2 separate regions of the Homo sapiens genome follow, and region 1 is linked to region 2. The links are chromatin loops, found by intact Hi-C in ENCODE. Cell type or tissue: heart right ventricle. All regions are shown on one strand. Links, peaks and the distances in the headings refer to the core of each region. The heading gives the core; the rest is flanking DNA.

Region 1 (15,039 bases), core at 2,758-10,757, 64 kb after region 2:
TTGTACTACCCTGTCTGCTTCCTCATCCTCTCTTTGATGTATATCTGGTGACCTGTGATATCAACTTGGATGCTTGTCTTACAGTCATTCTGTTCTCAGGAATTTGATTATGTCACAGTCTAACCTGGGTGCTCCAGGAAAACTGGTCTGCCTTTGCTTAAGCAAAATGAGTTATGCCCAATGCCCTCCTCCTCAGCCCATCCTGCCTCTCCTCACCCTGTCCAATTTCCACCCATCCCAAAGCCTCCAGCCAGTGTACTTCTTCCATGTACTCCTCCTTCCTATGTCTCTTCAGCAGAGTGGCCTCCTGCTTTTGTGCTACTCTGGTGACAATGATGCTGCTGGGTTGTACTTGGCCTCTGGGCTTCTAGCAAATCTTCTCTCCTCTCCTGGAGAGTGGGGACTGTGATTTATGTATTCCTGCCTTCTACACAGCATCCAGCACCGTCCCCTTCTCACAGCTGCACCATGCATACTCATTGACAGAATAAATGGACAGTTTGCAAGACATCAGTAGTGGGATGCAGGGTGTCAGCCACCTTGTAATCAAGCCTAATTAAAGATCTCAGAGACCTTGGACAAGTTATTTTGCCTTTCTAAGCCTAAGTCTCCTCCCCTATCAAAAAAATAAATAAAAGTATCTACCTAATAGAGTTTTTAGAAGAATGAAAGGAAACAAATATGTCTGTGTTCTTAACCCTATTAGACCCTATCAGACCTAATTTTTTTTTTTTTGAGATGGAGTCTTGCTCTGTTGCCCAGGCTGGATTGCAGTGGTATCATCTCAACTCACTGCAACATCCACCTCCCAGGCTCAAGTGAGCCTCCCACCTCAGCCTCCCAAGTAGATGGGATTACAGGTGCCTGCCACGATACCTGGCTAATTTTTGTATTTTTAGTAGAGTTGAAGTTTCACCATGTTGGCCAGGCTGGTCTCAAACTCCAGACTTCAAGTGATCCACCCACCTTGGCCTCCCAAAGTGGTGGGATTACAGGCATGAGCCACGGCGCCCAGCCAGACCTAATTTCTAAACATATATTCTGTAAAGGCCTCTTTCACTATCCTGAAATTAAATTCAGAGACAATATACCTACAAACATAATTCCTCCAAAAATGATGTCCAAGGTATAGTATAAAGGGTAGATAGATACACACAAATTTGTGTTTCAACCTGTGACTGCCTTGGCATGATTCCATTAGAAGACACATTGAAGGAGTGAAATGATAGCAACTAGTTATAATGAACATATTAGCTTGGATTTAGAGCTTAAGGAAATCAAGGAGCAGAGGTACAGGTGTTCACCACAATGACCCTGTTAGAAGAAATGAAAACAAACCAGGCTTGTTTGCATATGATAAGAAACAAGAGAGATATAATCTTAATTGAAGTAAGAATAACATGCCAAGACAAATTAAAAATTATCAAAGTGGAAAAATTGAGGAAGAAGAAGATCTCACAAATAAACTGGTCCTTATTAAGAAGAGAAGCATGGCCAGGCACAGTGGCTCACGCTTGTAATCCCAGCACTTTGGGGAGCCGAGGTAGGAGAATCACTGGAGCCCAGGAGTTCAAGACCAGTCTAGGCAACATAGTGAGACCCCCATCTCTACTATATATATATATTTTTTAATTAGCTGGTCATGACGGCACATGCCTATAGTCCTAGCTACTTGGAGGCTGAGGTGGGAGGATTGCATGAGTCCAGGAGTTTGAGGCTGCAGTGAGCTCTGATCACGCCACTGCACTCTGGCTTGGTGACACAGAGACACCCTGTCTCCACAAAAACAAAACAAAATAGGCCGGGCGTAGTGTCTCATGCCTGTAATCCCAGCACTTTGGGAGGCCGAGGCAGGCAGATCACCTGAGGTTAGGAGTTCAAGACCAGCCTGACCAACATGGAGAAACCCTGTCTCAACTAAAAATATAAAAAATTAGCCAGGTGTGGTGGCACATGCCGGTAATCCTAGCTACTCGGGAGGCTGAGGTAGGAGAATCGCTTGAACCCAGGAGGCGGAGGTTGCAGTGAGTCGAGATCTTGCCATTGCACTCCAGCCTCGGCAACAAGAGCGAAACTCCATCTCAAAATAAATAAATAAATAAATATAAAATAAAATTTAAAAAGAAGAATTAAAATAAGCCCCTATGCTATGACACAGGACAAGGTATGATTTTCAGTTTCTGAACGACCAGGGGATACTGAAAAGTCATATGAGACACAGTGCAATTATTCTTTGGGCAGGACTGCCCTAGGCACTGTAGGAGTCTAGCATCTTTGGCTCCCCACTAAATGCTGATAATGGCTCCCATCCATAATGACAATCTAAACAACTCCTTCAGATTTTCAAAACTCCCCAGAAGGGCAGTGCCACCCCCCCCTTGAGAACCACAGATACATGTGAAAACCATTTGAAAAGTTAAAAGAGCTTTGCAAATACGCACTATGATTAATCCATTAACGTTACAGTGGATTTTCAGTGGACACTGTACATTGGTACTATTTAAATGAAGACTGTTGAATTATAAAACATGAGTCTTTTTTTAATAAAATTGATTTCCATTTCTGGAAACATGGCAAGTGAATCAATATACTTATTGAAAATAACTAAAAATTCTGGATTAAAAATAATTTAAGAGCATCAGTGAATAAGCAGAAAAATTAACAATTCTTAGTCCAGGGATTTAGCGGAGTAGTTGAGAGATGTGGGTAGAGCAATGTGTTCCAAAGGCATTTGCTAAACCTGCTGAATTTGAGCTTTGGTATTCATGGCCTCACAAGACTGTGAAAAAGGAGACAAAGCCCACCGTCTGACCAAGATGAGGAGTTTAATAAGTAGTCTTCCACCATAAAGCTGGGATGCTTCCAAAGGCTATCCCCTTTGTGTAAGGGGAAATTCAGAAACATTTCCCACATTCGGGCCAGGCGCGGTGGCTCACGCCTGTAATCCCAGCACTTTGGGAGGCCAAGGTGGGTGGATCAGCTGAGGTCAGGAGTTTGAGACCAGCCTGGTCAACATGGTGAAACCCCATCTCTACTAAAACTACAAAAATTAGCTGGATGTGATGGCAGGTGCCTGTAATCCCAGCTACTTGGGAAGGCTGAGGCAGGAGAATCACTTGTACCCGGGAGGTGGAGGTTGCAGTGAGCCAAGATCGCGCCATTGCACTCCAGCCTGGGCAACAAGAGCAAAACTCTGTCTCAAAAAAAAAAAAAAAAAAAAAAAGGAATATTTCCCACATTCTCTTGAAGACTGCAGGGGAAATCTGCCTCACACTTGCACTGAAGAGGGTAAGACAGGTGCGTATGTTTATGTGTGTGTCTTTGTGTGTGTTTGTGTGCGTGTGTAGACACACGTGCCAAGAATCATCACTAAACATTCAAACCACAAGCTGTCCATGACACAGTTTATAGCAAAAAATCCACACTCTGGGTGGTCTGGATAGACCAAGTGGAGAATGTAACTGGAGTGATCCCAGAAATAGTAATGCCTCCAGAACCTGGCAGAAGCAAAAGTGAATCCTTTATAGAGGAAGCCAAATTTATCCCAGACTTCAAAGTATTCCCACACATAAAATGTCAAGGAAAACGATCAGTTTAAAGTTAAATGACAGAGAGAGAGAGAGAAAGAAACTAACTACACAATAAAATAGGGCACTTAAGAACTAAGTGCAAGAAGCAGCAGATAGCTAGAACAATCCTGCAAAAACTTCAGATCTTGAAATAAGACAAAGACTTTTAAACAACCACGTTTCATACATTTAATAAAAATAAAAATCATGCATGAAAATGTATGCAAGAAAAAGAAAACAAGAAAACAAGTGATTTTGAAAAAGAATCTAAAGAACTTCTAGAAAAAAAGAACTCAGGGGACAGATTTACTGGAATAATAACATGGGAAATATATAAATAGCTAACTATTTAGCTAGCTAGCATTTATCTCTATCATAATGAAGTTGCAGAGCACCAAAGACAAAAAGAATATCTTAATAACAGTGAAAGAGAAAAGACAGATTATTTTTAAAAGAGTTTCAGACAACTGGCTGGGCGCGGTGGCTCACGCCTGTAATCCCAGCACTTTGGGAGGCTGAGGCGCGCGAGTCACGAGGTCAGGAGATCGAGACCATCCTGGCTAACACGGTGAAACCCCATCTCTACTAAAAATACAAAAAATTAGCCAGGCGTGGTGGCGGGCGCCTGTAGTCCCAGCTACTTGGGAGGCTGAGGCAGGAGAATGGCGTGAACCCGGGAGGCAGAGCTTGCAGTGAGCCGAGATCGTATCACTGCACTCCAGCCTGGGCGACAGCGAGACTCTGTCTCAAAAAAAAAAAAAAAAAAAAAGAGTTTCAGACAATTTACTACTCATTAGCAGCAACTGAAATCAAAAGACAATGTATGATATCTTCAATGTGCTGAGAGAAGATGATTGTTCATTTTCAACTCTATATTCATAATTAAGGAGGAAAAGTCATTTTCAGGCAAACAAAAACTGAGACAACTTGCTACTAACAAACCTTCAGTTCTGGCAGAAGAAAAGCTAGTTCAGATGGAAGGTGTAGAGAACAAGAGGAAATAAAACACAAAAAAGTGAGAAAATAGGTGAAACATTGAACATTTAAAGCAATAGTAATAGACTTGTGGGCTTTTGAAAGAAAAGTTGATAGAACTAAATGCACAACAATAACAGCATATGTGTCAGGAAGGCATAAGTGGAAGTTGTAAGATTTCATATTTTTCCGAAAAAGAGTAGAATTGCTAAGTAACTTTGATTTTGCTAAGTTATTTGCTGCTATTTCTAGAGATTCCATTTACAGAATAGAAACAGTTCTCAAATCGGTGGAGGGAAAAAGTGGAAATGGAAAAAAGAACAAATCAATCCAAAAGAGGGCAAGAAAGTAGAGAAAGAATGGAACTTGTGGGAAAATAGTAGTAAAAGAAAAGGTATAATAGCTATAGAACCAGAAATATGAAAAATAATGACAAATATAAATGAATTAGATGTTTCATCTAAAATACAAAGCTTGTCAGAATGAATTTTTTAAAAATCAAACTATATGCTGTTCATAAGAAACATATCTCAAGAGTATACAGAGAGTCTAAAAGCAAAAGGGGGGAAAAGGTGTACTAAGAAAATGTGTACTGGGTTTAGCTATGTTAATGAGCAAAGTAGACTTAAAGCAAAAAGCATTGCTAGAGACAGATGCCACTTCAAGACGTTAAACAAGTCAGTTCAACGCAGACTATTTTAAATTTACATACTCAATAACTTTTGAAATATATTAAGCACAAATTCTGCATGGAGGATAAGGTCTGAAATCATATGTATATATATCTCCCCAAAATTGGTAATTACCAAAAGAAATAAACAAATCAGGAACCATGGTGGGGCACTTAACACACCTCTTCCAGTAACTGGTAGAACAAACAGAACAAACAGGAAAAAACATCAGTAAGGATACAGAAGATTTGAACAACACATGCAGTACAACTGACCAAAGGGACATTATATCAATTCAGGAAACAGATGCCAAGATAAGATTAGACATGCCAGAGGTGTCTTGGGGAAACTGCCCACGAAGGATAAAGGAAAGGAAGCAGTAGCAGGCAGAGAGAGCCTTCTGCCCACAATACCAATCTGAAAGGAGTGGGAAAAGGAAGAACACTTGAGTAGGTAGAGTCTCAGACTACAGTGCAATTCTATAAAGGGCATGGCCAGGCTGATGGGGTGCCTTTGAACCAAAGTTGCCCATTTAAAAAGTCTCAAATCCCACAGGAATGGGCCTGCACTAGTAACCACGACAAGCTCAGCTCCACCAGCTGGAAGCAGCTCAGAGGAAGAGTGGTCTCAGCACAAATGCATTGTGGGATCCAAAGGAATAGTGGTTAGGGCTGCCAGTCAACTGTGCACCCCATAGCAGGAGAGCTGAGTTGCACACGTTCATGACCACTCTACGCATATTTAGCAGAAGAGCTGAGTGGCGCGTTTTCATTGCCATCACAGACATATTTAGAACACCATACCCAACAACTGCAGAAACTCATGCTTTTCAAGCACACATGGAATATTTACAAAAGTTGCTGATATACCAGGTCATAAGGCAAATCTCATATTTTTTAAGTATTGAAATCATATAGAATACATTCTCTGACAACAATGAAGTTAAGGTAGAAATCAGTAACAGATAGTTAATAGAAAATCCACATATACTTATAAATTAAGAAACCCGTGTTTAAATAACCAGGGGCTCAAAGAAGAAAACAGCAGAAATTAGAAAATATTGAGTATGGAACTGTAATGAAAATACACAGCAAAACTTTTGGGATAGATGAAACAATTCTGAGGAAAATTTATGGCCCAAAAGGCTATGTTTAAAAAAAAAAGAAAAGAAGGCTGGATGAGGTGGCCATGCCTGTAATCCCAGCACTTTGGGAGGCCAAGTGGGTGGGTCACCTGAGGTCAGGAGTTCAAGACCAGTCTGACCAACATGGAGAAACCCTACCTCTACTAAAAATGCGAAACTAGCTGGGTGTGGTGGCATGCGCCTGTAATCCCAGCTACTCGGGAGGCTGAGGCAGGAGAATCACTTGAACCTGGGACATGGCGGTTGCAGTGAGCCGAGATCCTACCACTGCACTCCAGCCTGGGCAACAAGAGCAAAACTCTGTCTCAAAAAAAAAAAAAAAAAGAAAAGAAAAAAACTAAATACTAATGAACTAAACATCCATTTTATGAAGTTAGAAACACATCAGCAAAATAAACTCAAGAAAGGTAGGAAAAGAAATAAAGAGAAGCATAGAAATTAATGAAATGGAAAATAAACACAACAGAGAAGATTAGCAAAGCCAAACGTTCCTCTGAAAAGACTGATAAAAATGACAAACCTCTGGTAAGACTGACCAAGAAATAAAGAGAGAAAGCATAAATAAACAATATCAAGAATGAAATACTGATATAAATATAAAGGCTTCACAGATTGAAACAAAATAATAAGAGGACATTGTTGAACATTTTTATGTCACTAAATTTGAAATCTTCTAAGAAACAGACCCACTCTCAGGAAAATCTAACTGACTAAAAGAGAAACCCCAAACAATCCTATAATCATGAAAGAAATTGAATGTGTAAATTAAAACCTTCCCACATATTAAACTCCAAGCCCTGCTGGCATCACCAGCAAGTTCCAGACACTCAAAGAATAAATAATTCTAATTGTATGCAAGCTATTTCAAAGCATGTAAAAAGAGGCCTCATTCCCTCAACTCATTTTATTAACTTAGCATTAACTTGCTGCCAAACCTGACAGTACAAAAAAGAAAAATTTCGGCCAGGCACGGTGGCTGATGCTACAGGCAGTTTGGAAGGTCAAGGTGGGTAGATTGCTTGAGCCCAGGAGTTTGAGACCAGCTTGGGCAACAGGGTGAAATCCCAGCTCTATAAATAAATACAAAAATTAGCCAGGCGTGGTGGTGCATGCCTATAGCCTCAGCTACTTGGGAGGCTGAAGCAGAAGGATCACTTGAGCCCAAGAGGCGGAGGTTGCAGTGAGCCAAGATCGCACCACTGCACTCCAGCCTGGGCAACAAAGTGAGACCCTGTCTCAAAAAAAAAAAAAAAAAAAGAAAAATTTCAGGTAAACCTCACCCAAGAACATGGATTCAAAAACCATAAACAAAATATTGGCAATCTTATTCAGCAATGTATGAAAAAGATAAGGTATCCTGTAGTATTCCTCCCTTATCTGTGGTTTCACTTTCCATGGTTTTAGTGACCTTCCTGCAGTAAACTGTGGTCCAAAAATATGAAATGGAAATAAACTATGTGTTTATTTCCAGCAATAAACAATTCATGTTTTTTGTTTGTTTGTTTGTTTTGAGACGGAGTCTCGCTCTGTCTCTTAGGCTGGGGTGCAATGGCGTGATCTCGGCTCACTGCAACCTCTGCCTCCAAGGTTTAAGTGATTCTCCTGCCTCAGCCTCCCGAGTAGCTGGGATTACAGGCATGTGCCACCATGCCTGGTTAATTTTTGTATTTTTAGTAGAGACAAGGTTTCACCATGTTGGCCAGGCTGGTCTCTAACTCCTGACCTCAGGTAGTCCTCCCGCCTCAGCCTCCCAAAGTGCTGGGATTACAGGCATGAGCCACTATGCCCAGCCAACAATTCATATTTTAATGTGCATGTTGTTCTGAATAGCGTGATGAAATCCTGCACCATCCTACTCCGTCACTTCATCTCATCATGTAGGCATCGTCTCATCTCACTTAATAAAAGAAGGGTGAGTACAATACAATAAGATATTTTGAGAGAGAGAGACCACATTTACATAACTTTTATTATAGTATATTGTTACAATTTTTCTATTTTGTTAGTTATTGTTAATCTCTCACCATGCCTGATTTATAAATTAAACTTTATCATGGGTATGTAGTCAGGAAAATACATAGTATACATAGGGTTTGGTACTATCTGCAGTTTCAGGTATCCATTGGGGTGGGGTCTTGGAACATATTCTTCACAGATAAGTGGGGACTATTGTACATCATGAGAAAGCAAGATTAGTTGAACATTTAAAATCAATGAGAAATTTCCACTTTCACATAATAAAGGAGAAAAATCATATGATTATTATCTACAAATGCAGAAAAGCATTTGATAAAACTCAACATTCGTTCTTGGTTTAAGAAAAGAAAGCTTTGAATAGAAGGACACTTCCTTTATATGATAAAGGTTATCTGCAAAAAGCACTATACTAGAGGTCCCAACCAATGCAATGAGGTAAGAAAAAGAAACAAATGATATAAAAGTTATAAAGGAAAAAACTACCAATATTTGCAGACAACACAGTTGATACATAGAAAATCCAAAGGAATATGCACACACTATTAGAATTAATAAGTCAATGTACAAAGTTTCTAGATACAATATAAATATGACCAAAACCAATTAAATTTTATAATCTGGCTGTAAGCATGTTGAAATAAAAATTTTAAAATATCTCTTACAATAGCATCAGAAAACATAACAATTCTAGGAACAAATCTTCACTAGATGTGCAAGGGTTCTACATAGAAATGGTAAAACATTATCAATAAATATTAAAGAAAATTAAACATATAGAATTATATTGTGCTTATCTTACTATTTGTCTTCTATTTGTTCCATTTCTTTTTTGTTCTTTTGATCCTCTTTTCCTGTCTTCTTTTTGCAATGCTTGAGCATTTTTTTTTTTTGAGACGGAGTCTCGCTCTGTCGCCCAGGCCGGACTGCGGACTGCAGTGGCGCAATCTCGGCTCACTGCAAGCTCCGCTTCCCGGGTTCACGCCATTCTCCTGCCTCAGGCTCCCAAGTAGCTGGGACTACAGGCGCCCGCCCCCGCGCCCGGCTAATTTTTTTGTATTTTTAGTAGAGACGGGGTTTCACCTTTGTTAGCCAGGATGGTCTCGATCTCCTGACCTCATGATCCACCTGCCTCGGCCTCCCAAAGTGCTGGGATTACAGGCGTGAGCCACCGCGCCCGGCCGCTTGAGCATTTTTTATGATTCCATTTTAATCCCCACTATTGTCTTACCCAGACCTATTTGTGTGTTTACTTTTAGAGGTTGCTCTGAAGTTCTCACTATACATCTTTAATGTAATATAGTCTGTCTTTACTTCACATTTAGCATATGAACCTTACAACAGTATACTTTCATATCTCTTTTCCCATCTGTGCTATTTTTGTCAGACCTGTACATGTGCTATAAATCCCACAATACTTTTTTTTTTTTTGCTTTAAGCTATTAATTATCTGTTCAAGAGATTTAAAAGTGAGGAAAAAATCTGTTACATTTTCCTATACCTTTACCACTTGTGGCACTTTGTATTCCTTTGTATAGATTCTAATTTTCTTATTTATTTATTTATTTATTTATTTATTTATTTATTTATTTATTTATTTATTTTTAAAATAAAGATACGGTCTCACTATGTTGCCCAGGCTGGTCTTGAACTCCTGGGCTCAAGTAATCCTCCTGCCTTGGCCTTCCAAAGTGCTGGGATTACAGGTATGAACCACTCCACCTGGCTGATACTAATTTTCATCTAGTGTCATTTTCTTCTGCCTGAAGAACCTCTTTTAATATTTCTTGTAGTACAGATTTGCTTGTGATGAATTCTGCTGGCTTTGTTATCTCCAGAGAAAGTCTTTATTTGTTCTCTATTTTTGAAATACATTTTTGCTGGCTATAGAATTTAGGGTTAACAGTTTTGTTTTGTTTTGTTTTGTTTTGTTTTGTTTCTATCAGTAATTCAAAGATGTTGCTCCATGTACTTTTGGCACGCATACTTCTAGAAGAGAAGTCTCCTGTCATTCTTATCTTTGTTCCTCTGCACATAAAGCGTCTTCTCTCACTCTACCAGCTGCTTTTAAGATTTTTCTCTTTATCACTGTTTTCCACAGTATGGAAAGCTGTGGTATGGTATGCCATAATTTGGTTGTTTATTCTGTTTGGAGTTTGTTGAGCTTATTAGATCCATAGATTTATAGTTTTCTTCAAATTAGGAAAGAAATTCATTAATCATTTATTCAGATATTTTTTCCCATCTGTCTTCTCCTTCAGGAACTCCAATTGCATGCACATTAGACTTCTTGATATAGTTCCATAGGTCTCTGATAATTGTTTAAATTTTTCCATATTTTTCTCTGCATGTTTCATTTGGAATACTTTCCATTGCTGTGTTTTCAAGTTTACAGAACTTTTCTTCTGCAGTGTCTAACCTGCTACAAATTCCATTCAATATATTTTTAAATTAATAAACTTTATTTTGTAGAAAAGTTCACAAACCTAAAGGATCACATCAAAACTGAGGGGATAGTACAGAGAATTCCCATGTTCTCCTGTCTTCACACATGAACAACCCCCTCCCCCCACTATCAGCATCCCATATCACAGAGGTGCATTTGTACTTATGTCAATAAACCTATATTGACACATCATTATCACCCAAAGTCCATAGATTACATTAAGGTTTACTCTTAGCATTGTACATTCTATGGGTTTTGACAAATGTATGATGACATGCATCTACCATTGTAGTACAGGTTAAGTATTCCTTATTCAAAATGCTTGGGAACAGAAGTGTTTTGGATTTCACATTTTTCTCGATTTTGGAACATTTGCATTATAGACTTACCAGTTAAGCATCCCAACATGGTGTTTAAAAGTTTTGGATTTTGGAGCATTTCAGACTTCATATTTTTGGACTTGGGATGCTCAACCTGTATCATATAGAATAGTTTCACTGCCCTAAAAATCCTCTGTGCTCTGCCTATTCGTCCCTCCCTCCCTCTCTTCTCCAACTGGCAACCACTGATCTTTTTATCGTGTTCATAATTTTGCCTTTTCCAGAATGACACACAGTTGAAATCATATAGTATGTGTACTTCTCAGATGGGCTTCTTTTACTTAGTAATATGCATTTAACTTTCCTCTATGTGTTTTCATACCTTAATAGTTTATTTCTTTTTGTTGCTAAATAATATTCCACTGGTGGTCAGGCATGGTGGCTCAGGCCTGTAATCCCAGCACTTTGGGAGGCCAAGGTGGGCAGATTGCTTGAGCCCAGGAGTTTGAGATCAGCTTGGGCAACATAGTGAAAACTCATCTCTACAAAAAATTTAAAAAATTAGCTGGGCATTGTGGCATGTAACTGTAGTCCCAGCTACTCGAGAGGCTGAGGTGAGAGGATCACCTGAGGCCGGGAGGTCGAGGCTGCAGTGAGCTGTGATTGGGCCACTGCACTCCATCCTGGGCGACAGAATAAGACCCTGTCTCAAATAATAATAATAATAATATTCCATTGTCTGAATGTGCCACAGTTTATTTATGTATCCATCTACTGAAGGACATCTTGGTTGCTTCCAAGTTTTGGCAATTATGAATAAAGCTGCTATAAACATCCACGTGCAGGCTTTTGTATGAAAATAAGTTTTCAACTCATTCGAGTAAATACCAAGGAGTGTGATTGCTGGATCACATGGTAAGAGTTTATTTAGTTTTGTAAAAAACTTTCAAACCATCATGTAAAGTGACTGTATCATTTTGCATTCCTACCGACAATAAATAAATTCCTATTGATCTACATCCTCCTCAGTCAGCATCTGGTGTTGTCAGTTTCGGGATGTGAGCCATTCTAATGGGTGTGTAGTAGCACCTCAATTGTTGTTTCAACTTTCAATTTCCTAATGACATGTTAAACTTCGTTTCATGTGCCTACTTGCCATCTATATATATTTTTTAAGTGAAACGTCTGTTACAGTCCTTTGCCCATTTTTAAATTCGGGTTGTTCATTTTCTTTTTCTTTTTAGAGATGTGGTCTCACTCTGTCACTCAGGGAGGAGTGTAGTGGCATGATCATAGCTCACTGTGTCTCCAACTCCCGGCTCAAGTGATCCTCCCATCTCAACTTTCCAAGTACCTGGGACTACAGGGATGTGCCACCACACCTGACTAATTTTTTAAAAAAATTTTTTTGTAGAGACAGGGTCTTACTATATTGTCCAAGCTGGTCTCAAACTCCTGAGCTCAAGCAGTATTTCTGCTGTGACCTCCCAAAGTGCTGGGATTACAGGCATGAGCCACTGTGCCAGGCTTCTTATTCTCTTGACATTTTCTTTGGGAGAGCAGATGTTTTTAATTTTAATAATATCCAGCTTATCAATTATGTCTTTTGTGAATTGTGCCATTGGTGTTGTACCTAAGAAGTCATTGACATACCCGAGGTCACCTATGTTTTCTCCTGTGCTATATTCTAGGAATTTTAGTTTTGCATTTTACATTTAGGTCTATGATCCATTTTGAGTTAACTTTTATGGAGAGTATAAAGTCAGTCCAGATTCATTTTTTGCATGTAGATATCCAGTTGTTCCAGCACCATTTGCTGAAAAGACAATCCTTGTTCCATTATATTGCCTTTGCTACTTTAACAAAGATAAGTTGACTGTGTCTATTTCTGGGGTGTCTATTCTGTTCCATTGACCCACTTGTTTACCTTTTCACCAATACCACACTGTCTTGATTACTGTAGCTTCATGGTAAGTAAACGATACAGTACATAGTAAGTCTTGAAGTTGGGTAGTGTTAGTCTTCCAACTCTGTTCTTTTTCAATATTGAGTTGACTGTTCTAGATCCTTTGCCTCTCTCTATAAACTTGAGAATCAATTTGTTTATATCCACAAAATAACATGCTGGAATTTTCATTGGGATTGCATTGAATCTATAGGTCAAGTTGGGAAGCATTAACATCTTGATAATATTGAAGTTTCCTATTCATAAATATGGAAAATACCAAACTTTAGTGACACTAGTGTTAATAAGTTCTGATAACCCACTACCATCCGACCAGCTTAGAGTTTTGTCGTTTCAATAATGTTACACATATTTTGTTGGATTTATACCCAAGTTCAGTTGCCCCTCAGTATCCATGGAGGATTTGTTCCAGGACCCCCAGAGATGCCAATGTCCAAGGATGCCCAAGCCCCTTATATAACAGGGTATAGTATTTGTACAACCTACACAACATCCTCCACTATATATTTGTGTAAACCTCCACATATTCTCCACTATACTTTAAATTATCTCTGGATTACTTATAATACCTAATACAATGTAAATACTAAGTGAATAGTTGTTATCCTGTATTGTTTAGAAAATAATAGCAAGAAAAAAGTGTGTACATGTTCACCACAGACACAACCATCCATTTTTTTTCAAGTATTTTCAACCCACAGTTGGTTGAATCCATGGACACAGAATCCAGGAATATGGATGTTCTCAGGCAAATAAAAATTGAGGAAATCTGTTGGCAGTAGACTTGCCTTGAAGGAATGTTAAAAGAGGTTCTTACAGAAAAGAAAAATAATGTAGGTCAGAAACTTGAATCTACATAAGGGAAGAGTATCAAAGAAGGAATAAATGAGGAAAACAATGAAAAGTTTTATTTTTCTTATTATTAATTGATCTAACAGATAGTTTGTTCAAAATAATAATAGCCACAATGAATATATACGCTTTGTATATATATGCTTATGTATAAGAGAAATGAATGACAGCAAGGACACAAAGGATTATAGGGAGGAATTAGGAATATTTTCCTGTTATAAGGTATATATACTACCCATGAAGCAGTATAATGGTAATAAAAGTGATTTGAGGCTGGGCACAGTAGCTGGCCTGTAATCCCAGCACTTTGGGAAGCCAAGATGGGCAGATCACTTCAGGTCAGGAATTTGAGACCAGCCTGGCCAACATGGTGAAACCCCGTCTCTATTAAAAATACAAAAATTTGTGGTCATGCATGCCTGTAGTACCAGCTACTCAGGAGGCTGAGGCAGGAGAATCACTTGAACCTGGGAGGTGGAGGTTGCAGTGAGCCGAGATCACACCACTGCAACTCAACCTGGATGACAGCGGGAGACTCTGTCTCTAAATAAATAAATAGACTTGGCTTAGTTGTGAATATATATTGCAAACTCTAGAGCAACTACTGAAGAAAAGTTAAAAAAAAAAGAAGTAAAATTGATGACTAAGAAAGAAGGGAAAATGGAATCATATAAGGTTTTCAATTAATACCACAAAAGGCAAAGAAGGTGTGGAAGACAAAAATTCCCATTATGTCTGTTATTCCTTTTTTTAGTGGTCCCACAGCTCATCACGGATATTCTGTTGTGGTTTTGTTTTGTCTTTTTTTCTCTTTTTTCACTTTTGGAAGTTTCTATTGTCATATCCTCAAGCTCAGAGAATCATTCTTTAGCCACATCTTTAGCCATAATGAGTCCACCAAAACCATCCTTCATTTCTGTTACAGTGTTTTTGATCTCTAGCACTCTTTCTTAATTCTGTCTTAGAATGTTCATCTCTCTGCTTACATTATCCATTTGTTCTTTAATATTGTCTGTTTTTCCATTAAAGCCCTCAGCATGTTCATCATCATTTAAAAAAATTACTCGTGGGATAATTTCAATGTTCCTGCCATATCTGATCCTGGTTCTGATGCTTGTGTAG
Region 2 (15,039 bases), core at 3,878-11,877:
CAATATTACAAATATACTTAAAAAAAAAAAAAACAAAAAAAAACTGGGCCCAGCATGGTGGTGGCTCACACCTGTAATCCTAGCACTTTGGGAGGCCAAGGCGGGTGGATCACAAGGTCAGGAGTTCAAGACCAGCCTGGCCAAGATGGTGAAACCCCATCTCTACTAAAAATACAAAAATTAGCCAGGTGTGGTGGCGCGGGCCTGTAGTCCCAGCTACCCAGGAGGCTGAGGCAGGAGAATGGCGTAAACCCAGGAGGCAGAGCTTGCAGTGAGCAGAGATCGCGCCACTGCACTCCAGCCTGGGCGACAGAGTGAGACTCCATCTCAAAAAACAAAAAAGCCTTAATATTTCAAAATAATTTTTGAATGACAGAAGAAATGCAAAAATAGCTTAGAGTTCCCCATACCCCTCATTCAGCTTTTCCTAATGTTCATCTCTTACATAACCACGATGCATTGATCAAACTAAGAAATTAACACTGATTCAATATTCAATACTATTAACTAAACTACATGTTTTATTTGGATTTCATCAATTTTTTTACTGATGTCTTTTTTCTGTTCAAGGATCCAATCCAGGATACATGTTGCATTTTAATATTATTTGTTTTTAAATATGTAAACATTTTATGATTATTTATTCTTCCTTGGTAAGTACTGGTACTCTGGGCAAAGACTTAATCCTTCTCCCTATCGTCAAAGAAAGCAATCTTTGACACGATCTTCTGGCCTCCAAAGGGAACAGAATTTGATCCACAGTGAGATAAAAACCCAGACAATGACCAAGCCTCTTAACCTTCCATAAGCAGCCACCACCCTGGCCTCTCTCCACAGCAACTAACTGGTATTTAAAAGTAATTTATGTTAATTGCAGTCGGCCATATATGAACACTACAAAGCCAGCCGGCTTCAAACAAAAAGGCTCAAGAGAGGAGCCTAACAAAAAATTAATTTTGTAAAAGACCTATTTCTATTCCAACTTGTTTTTAAATGTATGTTCTGAGTCACACACCATTAACTGTCTCAATTTATTAATAATCTCAGGGCAACCAACTATCTCAGATAATGCAACGATGAAATCTTGCATAAAAAAAGAAAATGAAATATCTATATGCAAACATTAAGCAGGTAGTCAGCTGTGATGACCAGAGAGGATTATTATTGTTTTTTAAACCAGAACATGTAGTAAGGCAAAAAAAAAAAAAAAAAAAAAAAAAAAAAAAAAAGGAAGGCTGCGTGAACTGGTAACTCAAACTTTGTAAAGAAAATTCTTCTCCTCTGAGCATGAGATTCTTTTAGAAAGACCAGTTCAAAGAAAAGTTCTATGGAATTCCTTCCTCCTCTCCCCCAAGCAAAGATTTGTGACGGGAGCAGAAAGCCCCATATTCTCAAAGACCCTTCTTTTCGCTGAGGAAATGACGGTGCTGTTTTGGCATTTTAAAGCAAGAACAAATACTTTAGCTATAAAATCCACTTTGTAGATTGAATCAGCAAGACAGCTGTTTATACAGAAACCCTTTCCTTTCTCCCTCCAAGCCCCTCAGTGATTCATATCAGCAATAAAACATTGGCTAGAACAAAGAAAAACGGAGTTTAAAGAAGAGAGACACAGGGCACACCCACCACCTTAATAAGTCTATTCCTTAACAGATAGAGCCTATTTCAACTTAGCCTATTTCCATGAATAATATTTCTCAACCTACCGCACCTGTATAAAAAATAATAATAATAATAATCCCCCAAAAACTGACCAACTTTTTGCTGCAGAGTCAGAAACTGAGTTCTTATTTGTGTAAAATGCTCAGTGGGTGTGACACAACCCATCTTTGATATGCTCTGGGCTTTGAAGTATGCTCTCTTTTTAGCCATGGGGAGCCTGATGACTCACCAGCACCCTTCTAGCTCCCCTCCTTGCCAACTGTCAGCCATCTCCCTAAGCAAGCAGGGCGGCAGGGCCACCAGATGCTGGGCAGGAGGCGTATTAATTCTCCTGAGTGACAGAGGCTTGGGGAAAGAAGTGGGCAGCGCTGCACAGAAAGACACATGACCATGACCATCCATCATCAGAAGCTAAACCCCAGGACCCAGTTTGCACTGGAGGGTGGGCACATTCCCCCCATCCCAATTCTTTCCTGTTCACTCTTCAAGGCCCAAGCCAAATGCCACTTCCTCTATGAAGCCTTCCCTGGCTCTCCCCAGAAACGACTCTCTGCTCGGTGGTCCTGAAACACCTTTAGCATCCTTCGCCCGCTGATCACCTGCCTCCCCAAACAGACACACACTCAAAGGCAAACTAGGCCCTTCCCTCATCTCTGTAACCCTAGCCCCCTGGCCTGCACCCAACCCAGAGCAGGGGATCAAGAAATGTTTGCTCAATGAATGAACCCAACTCACCTACCCCAGAAACCACATTACTAAATGCTAATTACCTCTCACTGCATGAATAATGGATGAGGAAATGAAATAACAAATGTCTCCTTGTTAGCCAAGTCGCCAAGTCCTTCGGGAGCACAAACACAGGATCGACTGACTTGTGGCTGTTGTAGGATGGGTCAGAGACAAGACAACTCATCTTGAAGGGGTGAGAGGCAGGGAAGGAGGAGAACCACATTGGTCCAGCAGCTGGCAGTACCCTGAGATGTTACCAATCAAGTTCTAGACAACTCAGACTCACTTCTTCACCTTCCCCAGCTTCAGCTAGCCCCTTGGAGTTGATTCTTGCATGGTATACTTGGAAACATTAGCAGGAAGGCAAAGAGTTGCCCAAGAATAAGCTCAACTCCTTTTTCTCCCGTGAAACTCACCCCCAACAGTGCCACGCCAGCTTTTGCCACATCTCGTTCATCTGCCACGGCCCCCTGAGATATGCCTGCCCCTGCACCTGCCGGCACTTAAAAATGAAAGCCAGATGCTCAAACAGCACCCAGATGAAGTGCTATACTGGAGCAAACAACAAGGCAAGATTTATGATAAAGGAGGTACCGGATCTCTTCCCACTCACTGGAATAAAAAGGTCAAACAAATATCCAATTTGTGGCTGGTCAGAGCCAGATCCTCCCATGTCCAAGATTCATTCTGTCAAAAATAAACAAGTCCGCCTCCAGAACATAGGGACATCTGCAGGGTCCCCTCCAGCCCCTCTCCTCTAAATCCCACACTACCCTGGAGAGACAGTACCACAGAGATGCACACAAGGTGACAGAGGAACTTTTTTCAGTTTCCCTGAACAAGCCTCAGAAAAAGTGAACATGCATTGCCTATCCATTTACAACATCTAACAGCCCATATTCCTTTAAAAAAAAAAAAAAACAGGCTGGGCACAGTGGCTCATGCCTGTAATTCCAGCATTTTGGGAGGCTGAGGCGGGCAGATCACCTGAGGTCAGGAGTTCGAGACCAGCCTGACCAACATGGAGAAACCCCATCTCTACTAAAAATACAAAATTAGCCGGGTGTGGTGGCGCATGCCTGTAACCCCAGCTACTCGGGAAGCTGAGGCAGGAGAATCGCTTGAACCCAGGAGGCGGAGGTTGCAGTGAGCCGAGATTGCGCCATTGCACTCCAGCCTGGGCAACAAGAGCAAAACTCCATCTCAAAAAAAACAAAAAAAAACAAAAAAAAAAACAAAAAAACAATAAAGCACTGATTACATATTCAGAGGATGTGCTATATATCCAGGAAAAAATTATGATCAGATACTTGAGCCTTTTCTAATTCTGCAAATAATCAAGTAATGGCAAGGTACAGCCAAGCGCTGTTGCAGCGTGAGGAGGAGGCGGAGGTGGAAGGAAGCTCTCCACATCAGGATCGCAGTGCTCAGGCGTTCAGAGCAGGCCTCAACCTGACAGCCCCGTGGGTCCAGGAGCCTCCCCGCCTCCCATGCTGGAATGCGAGCTGTACATACCTCTTGGTGGTTTCATACTCCAAGCCGGAAGCAGGACAAGTCATGTGAAGGCCATTCCAACAGTAGGGCCCTGAGTCTCTCCCCAGCCTCCCCTGTGGCCCCAGGCTCTGGAGCAAACACCATTCTCAGTTCACCCAGGGGTGGCTCTGAAAACCATGGGCACTGGGTAATGCTGACCAAGTCGACTGACTTTTTTTTTTTTTAACCTTAATGAGCCAATGCAGTAAATTCTTCAAATGTTCTCAGATTTACAACAGGTGACCTCTACAAAAGAAAGAAACCACTGTCTTATTTATTGGTTCAGAAGGTCAGCTTACTACTTAAACGGGTCTTTTTCTGAAACCTTTGGTACTGGGAAGAACTCTCTCTCCTTGACAAATCTTACTCCAAAAGTCAGGGTTTTCGTCTAGCGGGTTTTCTTAAAGTGGGGCATACCTGTGAGAGGGAGGCTCTTGGAGGGTCACTGTACATTTATACTTCCTTCAGCAACCAAAGTCTTAGGCCCCTAAAGCAACTCACAGAAAGGCTGTGAACTCTTCCAACCGTGCTGGCCCCAGAAAGGCTCCTTTCCCTCCTAACACTTTGTGAAATGACTCGCTCGCTCCCAAGGGCATCGTGGAGCCACATCTCCAGGTGAGACCAAGGTTTCCAGGCCTCAGCATCCTTTGGGGACCTGGTTTCAGTCACAGATGTCCAGGCACCTTAGCAACTGGAGATCCACAGGTGAGGGACCCCCCACCAACCTCCATTTCTAACAAGCACCCCCGAGGGGTTCTGATGGAAGTACTGGCTGCTCACAAATCCACCCTTCCTCCAGGTACCCTGCCACCCCAACCCCACTGGAGTCACCAGGTCTAAGGCACATGGGAGAGTTTGCCTCTCACCCCTCCTCCTTTCATACTCACTCTGCCCCCTGCTCTGGTCCAGGCCCTGTTCTCTTAGCTCCCTGGTCTCCCCCAGTCCATGACTTATAACACTGCCAAGAATTTTCTCTCTAAAATATCAATGTGATGATGCCCTGGCTCCTAAGCCGCCAGGATTCCAGACTGCCTTCAGGCAAAGTCTCTATCTCTTGAGCGGAATGCAGAACTTTTCCTGCTCTTGCCCCTAAATCACCAGTCCAGCCTCCCCTCCCATTCTCTAGCCCCTTCCCCCAGGCAGCTGTCCGAGGGTCTCCCTAGCCCCCAATCCACTGGACCTTCTCGGTGAATGCGTCCCCTCCTCTACGATCCTGCATTTTCACGCAGGTCTCGCCCACTAGCCCTCCTGAGGAGGGGGACTGTCTAGCTTTTGTTTCCATCCCTGACTCCCAATCTCCAGCACAGCACTCTGCCCATGGTAAAGGCTCAATCAGTGAGTTCACTCCATGAACAAATCCTCTCCTGCCTGGCCTGGTTAGTTAGAATGGCGGGGGAGAATGAGGCTGGGGTCTTCAGATGAGATCGGGCACATTCAGGGTGGTATGGCTGTAGACAGTGGGGTCTTCAGTTCCAGCTCCCCCGTCCTTCACTCAAAAAAAACCTATTCAATAGGCAGCCACTTAAACTTCTGGCCACAAGCAGGACAAGGCCAGGGTATATTGACAGCTCAAAACAATCCAGTCCTACCGTAGAGAAAACAATTCAAGTGCGGGACCTGCTGACAACAGGTCAGGTGTGTCATCTCCACACATAAGAAAAAGCAGCAGAGTCGATCCATCTTTCAGCATCCCCTAATGGTACTAAGCAGCATGTTTAGCTGTTATTTCAATAAGCCTTATTAAGACCCAATTTTCTTGGGTCTTCTTTCAGATTCTGCAACATTAAAAGCCTCGCTGCTTAATTACATTAGGAGCACCTGTATATATTATGTGCAATAAATCAACTTTAATTTACCACCACACAAGGCTATTCATCTTCTCTGGGTTATTTATTGCTCGGTATTATTGGTGGTGAATTGTATCCTCTCTGCTATACGGAAGAATAGTTGGGGTAAGAAAGCCAAAGCTGTATTTCAGAACACTCCGGGATGCTGATCACACATGTACACAGCGAAAAGGAAAGAAAAAGAAACATATAAGCGAATCTTGGCAATCTGCTCCTTGCTATTTTCCTAAAACACTCCCCAAACATTTTGATGTTTTCTTTTGCACGCATGCACACACATACCAGTTACCCGCTGAAACGACACAACCTGCAAAACAGGCCCACAGCTCTCGCCGGCAGAATTGAGTATGGGATGCTGGCTGAGCTGAAAAACAGGGACACTCCATGGGCCAGAGGAGACAAGTCTTCCCTCATCTGCTGCTGCCCCCAGTCCTAACGATGGGGTGCAGCCAGGACCTGACACCCAGGGGCATCTCGCAGAGGTTTACACCCAGGACACTGACGCAGGGCCCAAATCAGGCCCCCCAGCGTGGGCAGAACTGTTTCCCAGATAATCCAAGGTGGAAGACACTTCTCCTTGTGATGACACGGGGGCCCTTCATTCTTTAAGAATCTGACCAACACTGCCATTGAAGGAGCCACCAGGTTATATGCGGGCTCCCTGCAATATCACCACCTGAGATATTAAACACTGAGTCCTGGGCCCCAAGACTGAGACACCGATTTCAGCATGCCCAGGAATGGGTTCACCTGATTTTTCTGCATAGTAAAGTCTGAGAAGCACTTTCCTAAAGCCTCAGGAGCCAGGCTAACCATCTATTATAGAATAATATAACCAGGCCAGGGACAGTAGTTCACACTTGTAATCCCAACATTTGGAGAGGCCAAGGCAGGAGGATCACTCGGGGCTAGGAGTTAGAGACCCCCACCTGGGCAACATAACAAGACCCCATCTCTACAAAAAATTTTTAAAAATTAAATGGGCATGGTGGCATGTGCCTGTAGTGCCAATACTTGGGAGGCTGAGGTGGGAGGACTGCTTGAGTCCAACAGTTGGAGGGTACAGTGAGTTATGATCACACCACTGCACTCCAGCCTAGGTAACAGAGGGAGACTCTGTCTCTAAAAAGAAAAACTAAAATAAATTAAAAAGAATAGTGTAACCAATGATAATATAATTAAGGATGACTTCCTTACCCCTGGCCAGGCTATAGGCTCAGCCCTTTTCTTGCACAAATTCCTCAAGATGACCCCAGAGTAGGTACTATTACTCTCATCCCCATGTTATAGATGAGAAAACTGAAGCACAGAGAGATTAAATAACTAGCCCACAGTCCCACCTCTATAACTGGCTGGGCAGTCTGGTCCCTGCATCCATGCTGTCAACCATGGGCTATACTGCCTCTCCAAGGCCAGACTCCCCACACCCTCTCCAACTGGACAACCACCTTCTTTGGTTCTAAGCAAAAGAGAGGCAAAAGTCACCAAGACATCATGGGCTCCGCTTCTACTCCATAAAGCCATCTGGTTCTCCTAAGTCCAACATCTAAAACTACTTCATGGCAACTTGCCGGCAACACACAGTTCTGTCTCTGAGCTTCCCACCAACGTGATTCAGCGAGCTTCTCACAAGAGCAGGGTGCACCGGGCTGCCGGGCAGCACTCCTGCAGCAGAGGGAAGCCAAATCACTGGAAGCCGAAGTAGCATCACTGAGTGTTTCACGGCCTCCTCCTTCTCACCAAGGGAGCTGTGATGGATTTTATGGCACACAAGTGACTTTTTTACAAGCACAGCAGCAACCTCCAACTTTCATCTGATAATTTACCTTTAATCAGGGCCTAGAAAAATCCCTGGCCAACCAATCCCACCAGACAGCTCCTTCCAGGCTCGTCTTACAGACGACAGAGAGAAATAAAAGGGAAGAGAGGACGGCAGAGTCCTGGCAAGCAAAACTTTTTTTTTTTAATGAATTCATTTCAAATAAAAATCCATTCAGTGCATGCAGAAAAGCCAGTCCCTCTGAGTGACAAATTTGTGTGTGCCAGGGATGAGAGAGCAAATCAAACTCGTGGAGCTTGCAACCAAACTCCTAGAGGCCCAAACACAGGACTGCCAAGAGCCCAGGAGTGCAGAGTCATTCTGCTAAAAGAAGTTCCCACTCCAAAAAGCTCTATAGAGATGCTGGCCTGGGTGGAAACGTCCCCTCTCCCTGCCCTTTCACTTAACCAAAAGGGAAGACCAGCAGGAGCCGTGGAAATCAAACCCAGGGCATGTGGCTAGCCACCTGCGGGAGGCTGGGGCCTGGACCAGGTGATCTCTCCAGGCACTTTCCTGCTCTTGAATTTCATGAATATTTCATTGTCCAGGTTCCAATCCATGCAGAACAGAACCTCAGAAAACATACAAATATTTCCCCTTCTTATAGAGAAGTGACCTATAGTGCTAGACCAATGACTCTCATCTAAGGGTGACTGTGTCCCCCAGGAGACACGTGGCAATTGCTAGCTGTCACAACCAGGGAGGGATTGCTACTGGCATCTAGTGGGTAGAGGCCGGGGATGCCGCTAAACATCCTACTACAGATACAATGCACTCCAATGCACCCCCACTTCCCCAACCTCCACCCTTGCAACAAAGAATAATCTGGCTCAAAATGTCAACAGTGCCAAAGTTGTGGACCCCTGGCCTAGAGCACAGAAGGTAATCAAACGCTCACACTCCCAGCCTTCCCACAGCCTCCGTTCCCTGTAACACCACTCACTCCCAGCACCTCTCTAAATCAAGCAGGAATTAGAAACCAAACTGCACCATCTATCATCTAGACACTGGGATCCACCCTCAGCTGAGAGCCAAGGGTCTGTGCTGATTACAGCCAACCTCCCTCAGTCTCCGGTGCACGCTGCTCTCAGGCAGAGGCCAGAGAAAAGGATGATGACCCAGGAGAAGCTGGGACTCTGTGAGGCTAACTCTCAGTTTAGCAAACACCAGGAAGGTTAGGGGGAAGATTCTGTAGAGAAAGTCAGAAGGGTACAACTAACCTTTCAGGGCCTGGAAGGCTAAACAGCACACTCGGGCCTCTCGGTCCAAAGCAGTAAAATCAATGGTGTAGGGTTCGGTAACTGCACGACCTCCTCCCTGTCCCAGCGACAACAGCTGGGTCCAGGCTGGCTGCATAATCAACACTGACTAAGCACCTAACAGATGCCAGGAATTGTGCTACGTGCTCTACAGAAAGTTCTGTCTGTTCCCAGAGCTGCCACACAAGTCTTATTATCCCCATTTTACAGATGACACACATCAGGCTCAGAGAGGTTATGTCACTTGGCCAGGTCACATAGCCAGGATTCAATCCCAGAACTGTCTCCAAAGAACAGGCCTATCTACCATACCACATTGCCTCTCTTCTCCCAAACATCCCACCCCAGACAGAGGGATGGAGGAATAAAGGAGGAGGAGGAGGCTCAGAATCCTCCTGGAGCTCCTCCTGCTCCTCCTGGTGCCGCCCTGGCCTGCTCTCCCACACTCCCCACTACTGCTGTCTCCAGGGGCTCATCTGACCACATCTGTTTCGTCTATAGGGTCTCTCTGGGAAGATGGCCCAGTGCATTCCTTGCACTCCTTACGCACAATGGCATTGCCAGCACAGGACTCTGATTTCATTCATAACCGGCCGAAACAGACATCCTGCTCCGCTCTAGGCAGGGGCTGCCATGGAATCCATTTGACTGCCAGGCCGGCCAGGTGTGCAGTTTGCGAAGGTTTCAACCAGGCAGGGAAAGGGCTTTCCAATGCCCCACGTAGGAGCCGAAAGGCAGAGAAGCACCACAGGCCTCTTCCCTGGGCTAAAGTCCCAGTACCCAAAGCAAACCAGAGGACCAAACACCTAACACAAACCAACAACCACAGGAAAGCAGCAGCGGCCAACCAAGCCCAGGAGAGTCAACATGCAAGACTCCGCGACTGAGCAACAAGTTAGGATGGTAAGCCCCGGCAGTCCTCCACCCGCAGACAGCCCCTCACACACACTATTCTGTCCCCCACAGGACCCCTTCCTTGAGGCTGGCCGAGAGGGACCCATGGAAGGGGTGCTAGGCCAGCAAATTATATGGCACCCAAACTCAGGCCCAGCAGGGCTTCCAAGACACACAGGACAGCCTCGCCAGGCTGGGTGTTCACTGAGGGAAGCAGTTTCACACTTCCTTTCCTTGGGCCTGCACTAATTTCCCACACTCACATTGCAAGGAGGCATTCTTGGGCTCACGGGGCCCTCAGAAAGGGTCCTATTATAAAGGTTCAGCAAATTAAAAAAAAAAAAAAACAACTTTTTGAGACCACTTATTTGTAGGGTACTATAGAGATGATAAATATGGAGCAAAAGGGGCTGCTTTTTTTCTTTCTTTTTAAATTTCCAATGAAGAAATGTGGCTTCAAAACTCTCTGCGGCGCGAGCCAGTTGCCTCCAGGCCAGCCTCTCCCTAGGCCTTGCTTTGTTTCTGGGCATCACACTCTGACCTGCAGGACCCGCACTTGGCAATCAGCTTAAACCTACCTCGGCATTTTAATGAGCCAGACTGCCATCTCCTCCCACACTGCCCGCTCTCTCCTGGAAGAACACACCTTTCCTAATTCTGTTTGTTCACCAGAAAAATAAATAAATAATAATAAGCGGGGGAGGGGGTGTGGGTTTACTGGAAGGTCATTTTGCCTTAGGAAAGGAACAAATTAAGTCGAGGCTCACAGTGAGCCGGGAAATACATTCTCCATCAGACAAGCGACCTTGGGGCCTTCGGTTTTAGGCGGGAAAGGTCACTGGTAAGGCAGCCCCTTGTTTATGGAGCCCGGATACCAATGACGTGGTCACCTCCGAGAAGCACAATTACCAACAGGGGCACGCCAAACTCTTTTATTGGTTACCTCTTAAACACTCCAGAAATCTGTCCAAGTCCTTGCAGAATAGCAGAAAACAAAAGTGCTCTCAGCAGGAGGGGGAAGCCAGGACTCGATGATGAGCAATTAGTGAATCAATGACTCTCAGAGACACTGATTTAGACCAGCAGTTCTTATTAGCGACCGTCGAGGAAAATGCAGGGACACACAAAGCTTCCAGGAGAGACTAAAGCTTTAAAAACATTTTTTTAAAAATCACCACAAACTGCCTTCAGAGCTTCCCCCTAAAACACTTAAAATGTGTGCTCAGTCTGAGGAAAAAAAAAAAAAGACTATTTGTTGTTTCCTTAATGTCAAAAAAACAAGTGAAACTACAACCACTAGTTCTGTCGCCCCACATGAAAATTATTCTCTCAAAATCCCAAAAATGAGATAAGGAATTAGGTATTAGACAAAAGAAAGAAAGAAAAAATAAAGAAGAAAGAAGGAAGGGAGGGAAAGACAGAAAGAGGCTGGCTAGCTAATATGAACAGCATGAACTTTTTCTTACCCTCATCAGATTGCAGGAATATAAAACAGATTGGTCTCCACTCCCACTCCATCCATGTTGAATAAAAAGATACTGATTCACGTGATAAGACGTATTCTTTAGTACTTTCTTAATATAACCCCTCATCATCTAAACACCTGTTCGGAAAATCAGAACTACACAACAGAAAGTGAGTGGTAGGAGGCTTGGCTAACTGACGGGCAAGGAGAAAAGAAAACATTTCTAAAAATATAATGATGCTTGCTAAGAAAATAGAGTTCCATGTACACAGAAATTCTCAGGAATACCTACTTGGGGAGACGTTCCTGTAACTGTTTTTAAACATTCAGTTCCATCCCACAGAATTCAAAACACCTACTAAGAACACAGAAGCTTCCCAGGCATGACTGTGGGGGCCGGAACCTTCCACAAACTTTATTTGAAGGCTGCTAATAACATGCAGCTGGGCATACTTTCCCCACACCCCAGCCTCTCCTGAAAAGTGCGCCCTCCCACCACCACCTTCCTTTCTTTCTGATTTTGTGAATACCAGCGAACGCTGAGACAATGCGGTTCACCGTGAAAATGGAAAACCGCAAGTTGGCCTCCTCAGCAGCAGCCAGCCCCCAGCCAAGGGCCCTCTGCAAACTTCCCCTTTATTTGTTCCTTGGTTTGGTTTCTGCTGGGTTGCTAATCTATTTGCTCTAAGCTATTGGAAGAAGTCGGCAAAAGAAAACAAAAAGGCTTTCTTCCTAGCAGGGGAAAAATGGGTAACCTTGAACCCAAAGAACCCTCCCTCCCCTGAAACTCCGGCTACTCTGAAAGTTTGTTGCTATCTAACCTTGAAAACAGTATGTGCCTCAGGGTCCCCTCCGCACTGGGCTCTAACAAGGATGTTGACGGTTCCTTATCTAAGGGGAAGGATGCAAACAATTTTTTTTAAGGTGAAAAGAAGAAACTTCTAAGAAACCGACGCCAATCTATGCACAGAAAAACCTCCCCTATCCTCCTACAAGTCTTCCAGAAAGGGGAGGGGTTGAAGAAAGAGAAAATCCAAAAACTGATCACTGCTAAGCTCCATAGTTTCAATAAATTGTTACCAATGTTGTCTTCGAAGGCAAAAAAAAAAAAAAGGTCATTTTAATTCTGGTTGAGGAGGGCATAGGGTAAACCCCTGGCCAACTTGAGCTTCTCCCATCCCCAGCAGATGAGGCTGAGGTTGATCCAGAGGTGACCTGTGCCAACAAGCCCTCCCCCAATGGGGGCAGATGACGCCATGAAGCCCCATGCTTCTCATCTCCATGGTGACCCCAAAAAACAAAATCAACTCTACACTAGGAGACACAAGAGTCCCATCAACTTAGAAACTTTCTTCTTCTCAGTAATAGTCTCCTACAACATTTTAATGAAATACTTTTTTAAAAATTGGGGTCAGAGTGTTTTACGTGGGATTACAGTCAAACCACATCTTCCCATCTCTTCGTACTTATTCACTTAAAAATATATATATGCTGCAGATTTCAAAGTGGGCTGTGACTGCACAGCTGTAGGGAATGAGCTTGTCAAGAGAAAAAACACACAGGCACACCTCTAAAACACATACATAAAGCACACAGATTTATTTTTTGTTTGGAGTGAGAGACACATCAGTTCGAGTTCTAGGCCAGCAGCTGTACTACAAACGTTTCGGGGTGGCGGGTGCGGGGTGGATGGCAGGGGCAGGGGGAACACAGGAGTGAGCCTCAAGGACAGCTGAAATGAGGGCCACCTTCGAAACCCTGCAGCCAGGCGTCACCAGGACTACCATGACCGGGTGGAGGGCCCAGCACAGCCAATCCAACTCTTTCATTAAAGAAGGGAAAAAATTCAACAGGGATGAAAAGAAACCAATACTTGGGCAATGCTCAACTCAGCGGGCCCCTTTTGAGAATTAAAAAGGAAAATAAATCTGGGGCTGTGTCGATCCAGAAAATCAGAGCAATGGGCTTCCCTGTTGAGAGGAGGCCACTTGATTCGCCTGAAGTTGACTATTTGTGTTGGCACTAGATCCCCTTAAAGATTGTTTACAAATACAGAGCAATCAATATTTCCTAACCCAAGGGTCTCCGGGATAGAAACATGGACCTGCTGGGCACAACGTGAGTGCTTCCCATGCGTCCCCACGCACCTGCCACCCTCTGCTCCAAGCCTGGGACACACATTCCCCTGGACCCGGCAGGCCCCACCTGAACCACGCTTCCGGGAGTGCGCGTGCGCGTGTGGTCTTCTGCCTCCTTTAACCTCCTTCACTGGGCTGTTCATCCCAGACTAAGCACCAACTTGGCTGACTCTGGAGCCTAATTTTCTCCTCCCATGCTTTCCTAGGGCCTAAATCGAGTTTTTTTGTTTGTTTGTTTTTTGTTGTGTGTTATCATTTCAGTATTGTTTCTAGTTGGGGGATTTGGAAGAGGCTGTTTCTTTCCTCATCCTCTCTCTTCCTTTCTTTCCTTTATATCTAAACACATTTTCACATGCTCTTTAAGTGGCTTCAGGTTTGGCATCCATCTCAAACACATCTATAATGGATCAGGAGCCCAAAATCTGTTTCCGATTATAACAGACAAATCAAGCCCCCCTGAAGTTGGAGGCGGGGAATGGGGAGAAAAAGTCTTTAATGGGTCAGCGATACAAAGGGACTTCTGGGGTTCTGCCCACAAAGGAAGCACTTCAGCCCCAGGGGCTGACATTACTGACTGACCCTGTGCGGCCTCTGCTTATAAACTTCCCAGCACTCACTCCAGAGACTTTACGGGCCAGATTCCGCCCTTAGTGAAATGGCATTTTCTAGAAGTCCCGGTGAGTTTGAAAGGGAAAAGAAAGGGAGTGGAGAGGAGGCACAGAAGCCCCCTCCTCTTCCAAAAATGGCAAGCCCCCACACAGAGAACACAGCTGCAGGAAGATTAAAAACATTTTATTATTTAAAGAGGTACAGAGGGTTACTGGACATGGGCAATTTAAAATTAAATACAACTCTCGTCACAGCCGTTTGCAGTTAAAGGTGAACATGGTTATTTTAAAAGCAAAATCGCCCTGCCAGAAGGACTGCCGTTCAGCAAGGGGCCCAGATGCCGCCTCAATTATTAAAGTCGTAAGCTGGCCATTCAACTGCCCTGACGGCAAGTCTCTTCTAGAGACAGAGTTCCCTGAAAAAAAAAAAAAGTCTGCCCCCCACCCCCCAACCCCAGCCCAAGCATAAAGTAAACGCTTTAGAGAAAGTGAATAATATCTTGTCACGGAGGTAAAAGACTCAATTATAAAACCTTCAGAAAGATTCTCAAGGAACATCTACCTACGGTGACAGAGACTTACACAAAACCAGAAGACAAGCTAAAATATTTCTCCCCTATCCACCCCTACCTACTCCTACCCCTAACAAAACAGAACAGGGAGAGGAAGCAGGGAAATGGGGGAGAGGCTGCCATAAAAAAATGATCTCGAGACCTGGGCACTTATCTGACATAAAGCAACATCCTCCAATCCTGAAAGATGAGCCTGCCACACACACACTTCTTTATCATCTCAGCAAGAAATATGGCTCAGGAGGCCAGCACTAATTTTAGTATCAGATTTATTATACAGCAGGGGGCAGGAATTCTTCAGGCCTGTGCCTTGTCTCCCAGTGCAGGACTAAACTGCCTTCAGGATGGCTCCTTGGAGGAGCAGCAAGGCTAACAAATAGAAACTTCTGGATTCCTGATATTCAGGAATCCTTGGAAAATACGCAACTGGCCCTCCAAGCTGCTTCCCAGTCCTTTCAAAGCCTCTGTGGGTGCTTCTAAGAGCTCCCCACTCTGAATAAAAGACCACAACAC

Evidence for each region. Hi-C counts contacts between places; a loop is a spot of excess contacts. Peaks named below come from ENCODE experiments on the same cell type or tissue, not always from the same donor. Only the 100,000 strongest peaks of a DNase experiment are listed, where the experiment ranks them.
Region 1: it touches region 2 in a loop (4-fold over the local background); 2 of 110 quality-filtered maps call a loop at or near these places.

What each region holds. Positions count from the first base shown.
Region 1 is chr17:57,217,478-57,232,516 of GRCh38, reverse strand. No RefSeq gene overlaps it. Among named protein-coding and RNA genes, the nearest start is that of MSI2, 32 kb to the left of the region's middle. In heart right ventricle, for the core only: no CTCF peak of the experiment used is centred there; no DNase peak of the experiment used is centred there.
Region 2 is chr17:57,282,183-57,297,221 of GRCh38, reverse strand. The region is part of intron 5 of MSI2 (musashi RNA binding protein 2); the gene reads right to left. Among named protein-coding and RNA genes, the nearest start is that of MSI2, 33 kb to the right of the region's middle. RefSeq lists a silencer at 8,413-8,588 and an enhancer at 12,115-12,384. In heart right ventricle, for the core only: a CTCF peak has its summit at 8,331 (motif pointing left); DNase peaks (open chromatin) are centred at 8,348 and 8,951; H3K27ac peaks cover 4,504 bases.